4 separate regions of the Homo sapiens genome follow, and regions 2, 3 and 4 are each linked to region 1. The links are chromatin contacts, found by Hi-C in ENCODE. All regions are on one chromosome and are shown on one strand. The core of a region is the stretch at or near the end of the contact, and the rest is flanking DNA. Distances in the headings are between cores, read along the strand shown. Region 1 holds the start of DCTD (dCMP deaminase). Region 2 overlaps SNX25 (sorting nexin 25). Region 3 has its middle 330 kb from the start of LINC00290. Region 4 overlaps SORBS2 (sorbin and SH3 domain containing 2).

The links. A loop is a pair of places that touch in the nucleus more often than their neighbours do. Pooled maps may share reads with other maps.
Region 2: a pooled map shows a loop between it and region 1 (2.9-fold over the local background). The contact joins the enhancer-like site here to the promoter of DCTD in region 1. A Hi-C loop is called at or near these places in 2 of 50 pooled maps.
Region 3: a map with no recorded cell type shows a loop between it and region 1 (7-fold over the local background). The contact joins the enhancer-like site here to the promoter of DCTD in region 1. A Hi-C loop is called at or near these places in 2 of 168 maps with a recorded cell type or tissue (IMR-90 and K562), 2 of 37 single-sample maps with no recorded cell type and 8 of 50 pooled maps.
Region 4: a map with no recorded cell type shows a loop between it and region 1 (9-fold over the local background). The contact joins the enhancer-like site here to the promoter of DCTD in region 1. A Hi-C loop is called at or near these places in 2 of 37 single-sample maps with no recorded cell type and 2 of 50 pooled maps.

The regions. Positions count from the first base shown.
Region 1 is chr4:182,915,958-182,918,657 of GRCh38, reverse strand. It overlaps DCTD (dCMP deaminase), which reads left to right and starts at 1,272. Exons shown (of 6, transcript NM_001921.3): 1 at 1,272-1,347. RefSeq lists a silencer at 931-1,640.
Region 2 is chr4:185,254,655-185,257,525 of GRCh38, reverse strand. The region is part of intron 2 of SNX25 (sorting nexin 25); the gene reads right to left. Among named protein-coding and RNA genes, the nearest start is that of SNX25, 46 kb to the right of the region's middle. Within about 2 kb of position 1,450, at least 4 of the 41 ENCODE cell types and tissues checked have a DNase peak (open chromatin) inside an H3K27ac peak, as active enhancers do.
Region 3 is chr4:180,826,533-180,829,337 of GRCh38, reverse strand. No RefSeq gene overlaps it. Among named protein-coding and RNA genes, the nearest start is that of LINC00290, 330 kb to the left of the region's middle. RefSeq lists an enhancer at 990-2,189. Within about 2 kb of position 1,542, at least 3 of the 41 ENCODE cell types and tissues checked have a DNase peak (open chromatin) inside an H3K27ac peak, as active enhancers do; they include IMR-90, where a contact is called at or near this core.
Region 4 is chr4:185,729,125-185,731,990 of GRCh38, reverse strand. All of the region lies in intron 3 of SORBS2 (sorbin and SH3 domain containing 2), which reads left to right. Among named protein-coding and RNA genes, the nearest start is that of SORBS2, 82 kb to the left of the region's middle. RefSeq lists a silencer at 2,413-2,610. Within about 2 kb of position 1,455, at least 8 of the 41 ENCODE cell types and tissues checked have a DNase peak (open chromatin) inside an H3K27ac peak, as active enhancers do.

The DNA of each region.
Region 1 (2,700 bases), core at 23-2,522:
TTTGCTTTCCCGGCATCCACCAAGAGCAGTACATAATTTAATTATTGAATCTACAAGCTGGACCATGAGATGAAGAATGATGTGTCTGCTGTAGTGAGAAATTAGATAGAACCAACTGTTTACTCTCATCATTCTTCCTCCGTTAGGCTAAATTAATATAGTTAACAAGCTTTTGTTTGGAATAGCAGTTCAAATCTGGGATGTGCAGATCAGAACTGGCGATTATTACAGTAGCTGTTATTTATGGAGTGCTGACAGTCCCCTCAAGTCCCATGAATGAAACAGAAAGGGGTTCTTCTGTCATTCTCTGTGCTAGAACCACTGTAAGGGGCTAGACGTCTGCACAGGGTAACGAAGTTCATGAAAACCAGATTAAGTTGCTTGGGGCATACGACTCCAGAAATGTCACTGATGGTCTTTCCTATTGCCCTGTTTTTCTCATCTTTGAAACAACTGCAACAAAATGTGCACTATATAAGTGGGCGAGCATTACCAGGAGGTAACATGCAGGTGGGGTGCCTGTGCGGTGATACGGGTCGAGCAGGGCGCGGCAGGCTTTAGCAAACACCTCAGGCCCTTCCGCACAATTTGAGCAGAAACTGAAAGCCTGTCAGGCGCAGCCAAATGCAAATCTAGCTTCGAGGCACTGAGCCTCGAGGCACAGCGCCCCCGCCGGACCCAGTTCCCTGCCCCATCCAGTGTGTGAAACTGTGACCCAGCCACCGGCCAAGGGTCCCCACGGGGACGCTGCGACACAGCGGGCTCACTCCAGAGACCCAAACCAGGTCTCCCCACCTCCCGCCCCGCCAGTTTCACGGCACTAGATTCTTGGGGTCGTCTTTTAATCACAATCTCCATAGCCGTGTCTCTAAGCAGTTGATGGAACACGGATGGTGGGGAAAACCTCACCACCGCCACCACCACCAAACCAAGCAGCCCCCGACGGTCGTGCAGTCAGGCCCGGGAGCGCCCAACTCGCGGCCACCCAGCGCCACGCGTGACCCGGGCAGCGGGGCGACCTCGGGGCGGTCTGGCACCCGGGAAGTAGTTTGTGCTCGGGCTCTGAACACCGCCGGCCGGACCGCGGGCTGCGTCACGGGGACCGGGAGGCGTACGGCGACGCGGAGCAGCGCCTTTGCGGCGTGCGACCCGCCCCCGCCGTCCCTCCCTCCCTCCCCTCAGGGCTTCGGGCCCCCGGGGCCAGCCGCCGTCCTGCGAACGCGCGGCGCCCGGGCCGCTGCCCCCTTCCGGCCCCGCGGCGGCCCCGCCTCCTCCCCCGACTTCCTTCCCTGAGCACGGCGGCGGCGGGGACGAGCACCGGCCTGCGCGCGGAGCCGGCACCGGATGGTGGGCGGGGGCCAGCCGTGCGGGTACGCGGCCCGCGCGCCCCTAGCCACCGCCGCGTGGCACCGTCCCGAGCGCGTGGCGCGGGGCGCTGGCTGCCGGGCGGGGGCCTGGGGCCGCGGACGCTGGGGGCGCCTCGGCCGCGCTCAGCCTTTAGATCGGAGAATGCGGGCGGGGTGGGGGCGCTCGGGGTCCCCGCAGTCACTCCAGGGTCGATTTCTCGGCGGGCGCCGCGGCCTGTGCGAGGCCGGGCCCCTTGGAGTGCCCCGGGAGGTGGTGCTGGGCGTCTGAACACCACATCCCTTCCTGCGCCCGTGTGTGGGTTGGGAATGCCGGGTGTAGGCCCTGGATCAGAGCTGACGGGGTTGCGAGCGGCGTGGGGTGTGCCTGGGACGGTGACCGGATGTGTCTTCCTGAATCGTTGTATTCGAGCTCCAGTTCTCTCTGTTTCTACAGCTGGGCCTCAGTCCTCACAGGGCTCTAGTGGGCGTTCAGCCACACCAGGAGAAGGCGCCCAGGGGATTAACAGGACCCTTCCCTCTCCTGCTCTTCCCTCGCCCCCCATGGCTCCCCCTCCCTCCTATTTAGTAGGTACTTCTCCAGCACCCCACAGCGATGATGGATGCTGGCCCTAAAGCCAGGTGGGAAACCAGGCTGATTCAGCACCTGTCTTTTCCTGTTAGGGGGGTTGCCAGGCCTCTCAGATGTGGGGCAGCGTAATCAGTGGGTGACCGTGGTTCCCAGCACCCACTCTCCACTGCATCCTTGTCTTAGGCACTGCCGCCCTGCACTGTAGCAGATGCCTAAATAAAGTGTGGAGCCTGAAGCAGAAGTTTTGGGAGATGCTTGCCTTCCTTTAGACCACATTCCTCGCCTTTCTCAAGATTTCTCCGTGGTACCCACCCCGTTTTTGTGTTGTCTTCCTTCCTTGCCCTTGTTTCATTCCTTTTGAAAGCGACCACTCCCCTGAAGTCCTAGGACCCCCTTCGTGGGCTCTCCCTGCCGTAGACAGTCTCTGCTTGCCCCTGGTAAACTACGTTCCAAAAACCTTGCTTTAGGAGTAGCACTTGACGTTTTTCATAGTTTCTTCTCATGTAATTCATTACTCGGAGTTGATAACTTCTGTCCCATCTGGATTATTGAGGAGAAAGGGAAGGGAAAAATTATCTGGTTAATATCAGAGTTGGGAAGGCTTCAGATGTTTTCTTTGAATCCGTCTGGCATGGATGATAATCCTGTGTGGTTTAGGTTAAGTTACCTAAGTTCTCTGAGTCTGTGTAAGATGGGATGGCACTGTCTACCTTAGCTAGGAGTAAGGCTTGAGTGACATGATGTGTATAAACTTTAACAATGTCT
Region 2 (2,871 bases), core at 201-2,700, 2.3 Mb before region 1:
TACTTTGCTTTTTTTCGTACTAAGCTCTGTAATCTGGTTTATATTTTATTCTTTCAGTAATCTCAATTTGGACTAGCCACATTTGGGGTGCTCTATAGCCGCTGTCTAGTGGTTACCGTGTTGGACAGCACAGTTTCTAAAGCCTATTTAGAAAGAAGGTGAAGCCAGTGTGATGTTTGCAAGAAGCTAGGTCTTTTGAAAAATAAAATATTAGTGGGCTTGGTGGTGACTCCCCACAGGGCCCCAAGGGAGAAAAACATTTAGCTACACACTCCTGCTCCAACTCGAGGGTACCAAGGTTATTTTTTATCACTTCTTGTTTCTCAGAGGTTTTTTTTTTTTTTTTTTTCACTTTTCAAACACTGTTTGATTTGGCTTAATTGCAGATGTCATTTCAGATAAATAATTTATCCTCCTGCTTTTCTTTGCTTGTCTGCACACTACTTTATCCCTGGGAATCCTACGTGAACCAGATCTACTTCACAATTCCCTACGAACAACTAACCTATACGTGTCAAATAATTTTTTAGCCTAGAATTTGGGGTTCATTTTATACATCTTGGCCACTACACACCAAATTAGAAGCTTCAGGATAATAAATTGGCTGGGCACAGTGGCTCATTCCTGTAATCCCAGAACTTTGGGAGGCCGAGGTGGGAGGAACACTTGAGCCCAGGAGCTTGAGACCAGCCTGGGCAGCATGGCAAAACCCCATCTCTACAAAAAATACAAAAATTAGCCGGGTGTGGTGGTGGACGCCTATATTCCCAGCTACTTGGGGCTGAGGTGGGAGGATCATTTGAGCCTGGGAGGTGGAGGTTGCAGTGAGTCAAGACAGCGCCACTGCATTCCAGCCTGGGTGAGCAAGCAAAACCCTGACTCAAAAAAAAAAAAAAAAAAAGAAATTTAGGTGAGCTCTCTGGGGGGAGGGATTGGAGGGTGGGGAGAGGGAGAGTCATTTTTCTTAGAAAACTGAATGGCAATGGAATCACATATTTGCAAGTGCCCACAGGTCAAAGGAAGCACAATTTTGGTATTAATATTCTATGATGGCTTTTTTCATGGTTGAAATATCAACCATGGAAGTATATTCAATGTTTTTTCACATTTCCAGTATTTTTGCAATTCAGCTTTATAGCAATTTATAAAACAGCATTTTAAATTTCATAACTCAAAAACATGCAACAGCATTAGGATTTTTGTTCACAAACAATGACACAAAGGTTTAGATAAATTTTCAGAGTGATTCCAGCAGCCTCAGTTGTAGGGATAAGATAACTGTGCCTTCCAGCTGAGAACAATTAATTGCCAAAGACAGAAAAAAGATCTATCTCAATCTTTTACTACTCAGCAAATAAAATGTATAGAGGGCTTCTAGTCTGTAAGGTGGAATCAATATCCGTATCACTAAGCACTGGACACAAAAAGGAAGGTAAAACAAAAGCAAAACCAGAAAACAAGGCACATGAAACTCTCAGTCACGTTCTGCTCATTTTCAGATATTAATTTGAACCTATGGTTGTTATGTTTTCTAGATTTTGCAAAAAGTAGCTACATCTCATCCCTAATGGTACTATTCCATTAAGGAAAAACAGCGGAAATGGTTTCTGACCCAGATGAAACTGCAAAAACAGGAATGGGTTGATCCTATAATCTCATTTATTGGCAACAAACAAATAGACCACAGTTCCTACATAGTAAGTGAGTTTCGTCCCTTCAGGAAATTGAGGCTCAAAGAAGTGAAGTAACTTGCTCAAAGAGGTAGCAAAGTCAAGACTCCTACCTGCCAATCACTCTTTCTACTCAGCACACTGTAGTCCTGCACATAGGTGAACAAGATAAGCTGCATGAGTAAAAGATAGGCAAAACCTAAAATAGCATCCTCGTCCACTAGATATCCAGTTTGTTTAAAACACATTTACATGAAAAAATATATGTAAAAGGCTGTACTTTGTAAAACTGCTGTACAAGACACAAACAGAACCAACGAGTGAGGCCAGGTGCGGTGGCTCACACTTGTAATCCCAGCAACGACACCTCTCTTCAAGCTAAGTATCAAAAAACTATACATAACTTAAATATAAAAAGTACGGGCTGGGTGTGGTGGCTTACATCTGTAATCCCAGCACTTTGGGAGGCTGAGGCAGGCAGATCACCTGAGGTCAGGAGTTCCAGACCAGCCTGGCCAACGTGGTGAAACCCTGTCTTTACTAAAAATACAAAAATTAGCCGTGCGTGGTGGCAGGCGCCTGTAATCCCAGGTACTCCAGAGGCTGAGACAGGAGAATCACTTGAACCCAGGAGGCGTAGGTTGCAGTGAGCCGAGATTGTGCCACTGCACTCCAGCCTGGGCGACAGAGCGAGACTCTGTCTCAAAAAAAAAAATAAAGAAGAAAACAAAGCCATGATTCTAAATATACATTATATAACCATATAAACTAATTTACACAAGTACACATATCAACAAAATACTTTAAAACATACCCTACGGGTCAACTTAAGGAGACAGAGAAATTCGTAACCATAAAATTATTTCATGGCTTTTATTAAGAAATAAACATTCAAGGTCAAGACGCCAACTAAAGAAAAAAAAAAGAAATATACAGAAACAATACAATTAATCACAATGAGAAATGAAAGAACACTTATCCTCACTACCAGGCAAAAAAATCTTTCTTCTAAAGGCATGATAACACCCACCACAAATTCAGGTGCTATTATCATTCAAGTATATCTAGTTTTAGAACTGCTCTCAAAGAAATGAGTAGGTAAAAAGGAGGCCACTGGAGATGAGAGAGAATGAAGTAACATGATTGGAACTTTAGTTTTAGTTAGGTTAACCTGAAAACAGGATTTAGGGTAACAAAGTAG
Region 3 (2,805 bases), core at 293-2,792, 2.1 Mb after region 1:
GCAGGCTGTTTAAGAGGCAATGTGGAAAGAATAGTGACCAAGACAGAAAATTCTCTTGTATTTGAAGCTCTGTCCCAGAACTTGTAGCTGCTTGGCACTGGGCAAGTTACCGCTTCTCTCCGTTTCCCAGTAACTTCATCCAATACTTCAAAGGCTGTTGTGGGAATAATTGAGTTAATATATGCAAAGTACTTAAACAGCGCCTAAAACCATTAGAATGACACAAGTACCTGATGTTATTATGTAATTTCGCAAGTCTACATTTGAAATTTAAATACTGTCTTTATGTAGGATCTAATTACTTACAAGCGTCCCTTTGGCTGTGTCCTGTGAAATTTCATTTTTAAAACCTCTGATGGTAACAAAATTGCTTTGAATAATCTCTCTTAAATATTCTGGTATCTGTAAGGATCCACATTTCCAAAGACATTTTTAATTCAAAATGCTTCCTACCTTCAGAAGAATACCAGATTTTCTAGAAATTTTAAAAGTAAGATTCTGAATTCAAGGTCTGTATCTGCAACATGCCAATGGGAAGCTAGAGAGTAGTTAGTGTTCCCTGCAGAGTGACAGCACTTCCAATATTCACTCATGAGTCTCTTCTAAATTACCACTGAAACGTGCAGCTGAGGATCACATGCATGTCTGACCACTGAGCTGGAATATATAAGATGATATTTGAATTTGCTTTTCTGGGATTGAAAGGATAATACACCAGCGCCACCTAGTTGTCCAGATACAATGTGCTACTTATTTATTCTTGAAAGGAATTATGCTCTTACAAGTAGAAATGTAAAATTTTAATTTTTTTTACCATTGACATAGGCCCTGTATTTATTTTAACAAATTCTCATTTCTGCAAGTGATACAAGTGATAAATTCAAGGTTCCATTTAAGGTAAATATTCCTCATGTTTATTTTATTTATACAAGAGGATTGGCAAACCTCAGATACTAATCTTCATTAATTTGCTTTAATTTTGCTGTAAAAATATCTGAATTACTTAACACACCTGCCACATCAGCATATATCAGTTGTATATTACTGTGTGTCCCAGTATCTTAAGCGTCACATAGCAGAGCATATTCTTTCTATTAAAATTAAGATTGTATATGGGATATTCTGGAGGTGAAATACATTTTTTCACACACTGCATAAGAATTAAATGTTAATTCTGTAATAAGGTACACACGCAGTTAATGGTCTCTATTTTTTACTCAGCCTGAGCAATGTGCGGAGGTGGCTGAAGCCCCTTCAGTAAAATAATCGCGATGTGTATTTGACATAGCTGGTTCTGGAAGGCAGGAAGTTCTGCCAGGTCTCGGCTGGAATCAAACACCTAAGGACACAGACCTGAGATTGCTCTGCAGCCAGACGGAGCTGGAGTCAGGAACTCAGAGGGAAGAGAGATGCTTCAGGCAGTGAGGCCCAAGGCAACAAATGACTCCAATGTTTAGACAAGTTCTGGGAAGAAAAGAAACTGTACGTGCAAGCTACGCATCTGTCAGTAAGCCCTCATCTATGTGTTACTGCATGTTCAGACAATTTCAGGATACAGAACCTGAAAATCATATAACTGCTGAGTCATCGTCCTGTCTACTCACCATGACAGAGTCCTCCCAAATGGAAACTGGTTGCCAGCCCCCCACTCTTCCTTTTTCTAATAAAGCAGCTGATACATTATTGTCCCCACTGGGCTCAGTCACTAGCTAAACATGCTGCTGTGGGAATAGTTTTGGGGATAAGATACACAAAACATACAACAGGATGGGGCAAAGAATTAGAGAAACATCAACTTGGAAAGAAGGATGTGACAATTCCCTCTTCTCTTGGGAAAGTGAAAGTGAAAGCTTTTCCACATAGCAGAGAGAGAGAGTGGTTCACACTGTGTCCTGCATCCCTGTGACCTTTTATCTCACCATTGCTTGTTATATCACCCAGATTGTCACCTCACGGGGAGATCCTTGGGACCTGCAGCCTCATCCCTTCTGCTTCCTTCTGACCTAGGAGTCACCTCACGTGTTGGACTGTGGCTGAACTTCAGTGCCCAGTCCTCAGCAGCGGCAGATCTCAGCTCCTGCAACATTTGTTCCAAGATACAAGACACTGTGTGCAGATAATTACGTAGCTTTTGAAATTCTAGCAAAAGCTAAATTCTTCAGTAAGGGAAAAATAGTTACAGAGTGCTTATAGGCAGGTGTAGGAATTTTATGTACAAATACAAAATATACTTTTTCTAAATATTTCCAAGTCCTTTTGGCCCTGGCTTAAAAAAAATGATTTAACATTTCTTATTAAATATGCAATTTGGTTCAAACTAAGAATATGTGTAGCCTTGAACAAGACATGCAGCATCTTTAGGCCTCTGTGAAAATGGCGAAGTTGGGTGACAAGACCACTCAGCATCCCACATGTCTATTGCATGTCAGTTTTCTACTAACTATGGACTATGCTCACAAGAAAAGTGGTGGAGAAAGAGAAAGTACACCCAAGATGCTTCTTTTCAGCTCTTCTTTCCTTCCTTTTTATAAAGCATATTATTATTATTATTGTTATTTAGAGACAGGGTCTCACTCTTTCACCCAGGCTGGAGTGTAGTGGCATAATCATGGTTCACTGCATCCTCCAACTCCTGAGCTCAAGCAATTCTCAGGTCTCAGCCCCTCAAGTAGCTGGGACTACAGGTGCACACCACCATGCCTTGCTTCTTCTTCTTCTTCTTATTTTTTTTTATAGAGAGGGATTTTCACTTTGTTGCCCAGGCTGGTATTGAACTCCTTGCTTCAAGTTATACTTCCGCCTTGA
Region 4 (2,866 bases), core at 206-2,705, 2.8 Mb before region 1:
AATAATAATTTTGTGATACTCTTTGTCCTCCATCTGCACACTGATTTGATTGTATATCTAGAGTGAGACAGAGAAACAGACATATATATATATATATATATATATATATATATATATATATATAGAGAGAGAGAGAGAGAGAGAGAGAGAGAGAGAGAAAGAGAGAGACAGGCAGGGAGGGAGGGAAAGAGATAGGCAGGGAGGAAGAGAGAGAGACAGGCGGGGAGGGAGGGAGAGAGATAGGGAGGGAGGGAGAGAGACAGGCAGGGAGGGAGGGAGAGAGACAGGCAGGGAGGGAGGGAGAGAGGCAGGGAGGGAGGGAGAGAGATAGGGAGGGAGAGAGATAGGCAGGGAGGGAGAGAGATAGGCAGGGAGGGAGAGAGAGAGATAGGCAGGGAGGGAGGGAGAGAGGGAAGGAGAGAGATAGGCAGGGAGGGAGGGAGAGAGGCAGGGAGAGAGGGAGGGGGAGAGAGATAGGCAGGGAGGGAGGGAGAGAGACAGGCAGGGAGGGAGGGAGAGAGACAGGCAGGGAGGGAGGGAGGGGGAGAGAACACTTTCTAAAAGCCAGTGCTTGGTTATTGCATCAGAGAATCTCACTGAAAAAATAAATTCCAAGAGGCTTAGTTAGGTATGGCAGGGCAAAGATATTTTATAAATATTTTGGCAAGTAGAGACAAGAGAAAATGATGCGTGAGGTATTTTCAATAGAAGCCAATTGAGCTTCCTCATTTGCATGAAGCATCTGAGCTGTTTTCCTAAGTTCCAGTTCCTCCTCCTCAGGTGGGCAGCCTTACAGCCTCTGCATTTGACTCTGTCAAGATGAGACTGTAGTAAAGTGAGCTCTTTGTATCATTGATGAAAGAAAGAAAGGATTTAAATTAACCATTGGGACTGAGTTAAAATAAAATAAAGCTATAAAAAGATCATGGCTGCTTGACCATGAGAAAAACCTAGAAAATAGTCATTTGCATGAGTCATTTGTTCCCCGAGAACAGCATTCTGTTGAATGGTGTCCATGAGGAAAATGCTCAAATAGATACCATTGGTTTTTTAAAAAATTATTTCATCAGTAACAATGCAATTTGGGTACAGCCTGATCTGCAGCTACGTCAGGCTGCAGCCTTTTGAGGCTTCACAATGGCTGATACATACTCACCTGTTCCCAGCAGGCAGCCAGGTACCTGGATGTCCAGCTCCAAAGGCACAGCTGCATTTAACGCCTGGACCTGCCCAAGTCTGTGACCTCTGGGACTCTAGGGGCTGACCTGTTCCCTTGTTCTAGCTCTGGGATAGCCCAGTGCAAACTTACTACTGCAACCCGGTTGTCCTCTCCATGGCCTGCAGCTGTTCACCCAAGGAGTGCCTGAGCATCCTTTCTTGGAGGAACTACAAAGAGACTCGCTCAAGGACTTCCTGTCAGCAGCAGAAATGCTGAGTCATCAGTATTCTGTTACAGTTCATTGAAAGCAGTGCTGACAGTGGTGCGGCCAGATGGACAATAGTGAGAGCTCCAGGGCCCCAGCTCAGTGCTGCACACAATGGGTGACACCAAAGAAAAGCTTTTATTAAAATAATACAGTCTATAATGAAGAAATTAAATTTTACAAAACTTCAACCCACTCTCCAGATGATTAAATGAATTATTAGGAATATTTCTTTTCCAAAAAAAAAAAAAAAAAAGAAAGTATATTGACCTTTAAAAAAAAAAAATTAGAATTACACTTTCCTGGTTTGTACCTTGTACTTGCACATCATTGTTTGGAGAATATTTTTCCATATCATTAAAACATTCTTTGAAAATGTAAACTTCACAGATCGAGACCATCCTGGCTAACACAGTGAAACCCCGTCTCTACTAAAAATACAAAAAATTAGCCAGGTGCCGTGGCAGGCACCTGTAGTCCCAGCTACTCGGGAGGCTGAGGCAGGAGAATGGCGTGAACCCGGGAGGCGGAGCTTGCAGTGAGCCGAGATGGCTCTACTGCACTCCAGTCTGGGCGATAGAGCAAGACTCCATCTCAAAAAAAAAGAAAAAAGAAAATGTAAACTTCACTAGCTACAGAAGGAATTAGACAGTAAATAAGTAAATTACAATACACCCCAATGACAGAATACGAAACATTGATATCTAATGTTAGAGCCAAAAGTTCTTCTACACTGCGTGTTATATTTTTCTCACTTCCCTGAAAAAAAATTACATAAGTTGTACTGTACAAGAAATGTTTTCTTTTCTCTCTACAAAGTAGATCATGATAATTCTAAACTTAGGCAGAACCATCTGGAATCTGAGTCATTAGACTAAGTAGAAAGAAAAAGAGGAAAAGTAATGAAGCACTCCCCCAGGAAACTGAAGAGCTGTACTATTCCTTGTCTTTCACAGAGTAGAAATTAGGGAATCTGAGCAAATGTTAGACTGGATGATTTTCTGGAACTAACTGACCTCGAGTACACAGATCCACGTGGCTACAGAACTGTGGTCATCACTAGACTGGACAGTGAGGAGTGTTCTCCCCACATCAGCTCCATAAGGACGAAGCAGGCAGAGGAGGCCCTGAGAGTCTAGTTCCCCTTGTTACTTATTCAGAAAATGGAAATACGGATGGAAACCCTGTCTATAGTTCCTTACAGGGCAGTCCTCTGAAACCGGGGATTTGCTGAGCGGGCCCAGAAAGAGATGAGTAGAAAGTTAATGAAAAAACTAGATTTTCTCTCATTTTAAAATATGCAGACTTAAAAGTTAGTAGCACATTACCCTGAACAAGAGTTTTACTTGTTGAATACCAGTGGAACTTATACTTCACCACATAAGGAAATAAAGGAAAGTGGGAAATAAGAAGCAATTTCTATGACTCAGAGATCTGCCCTT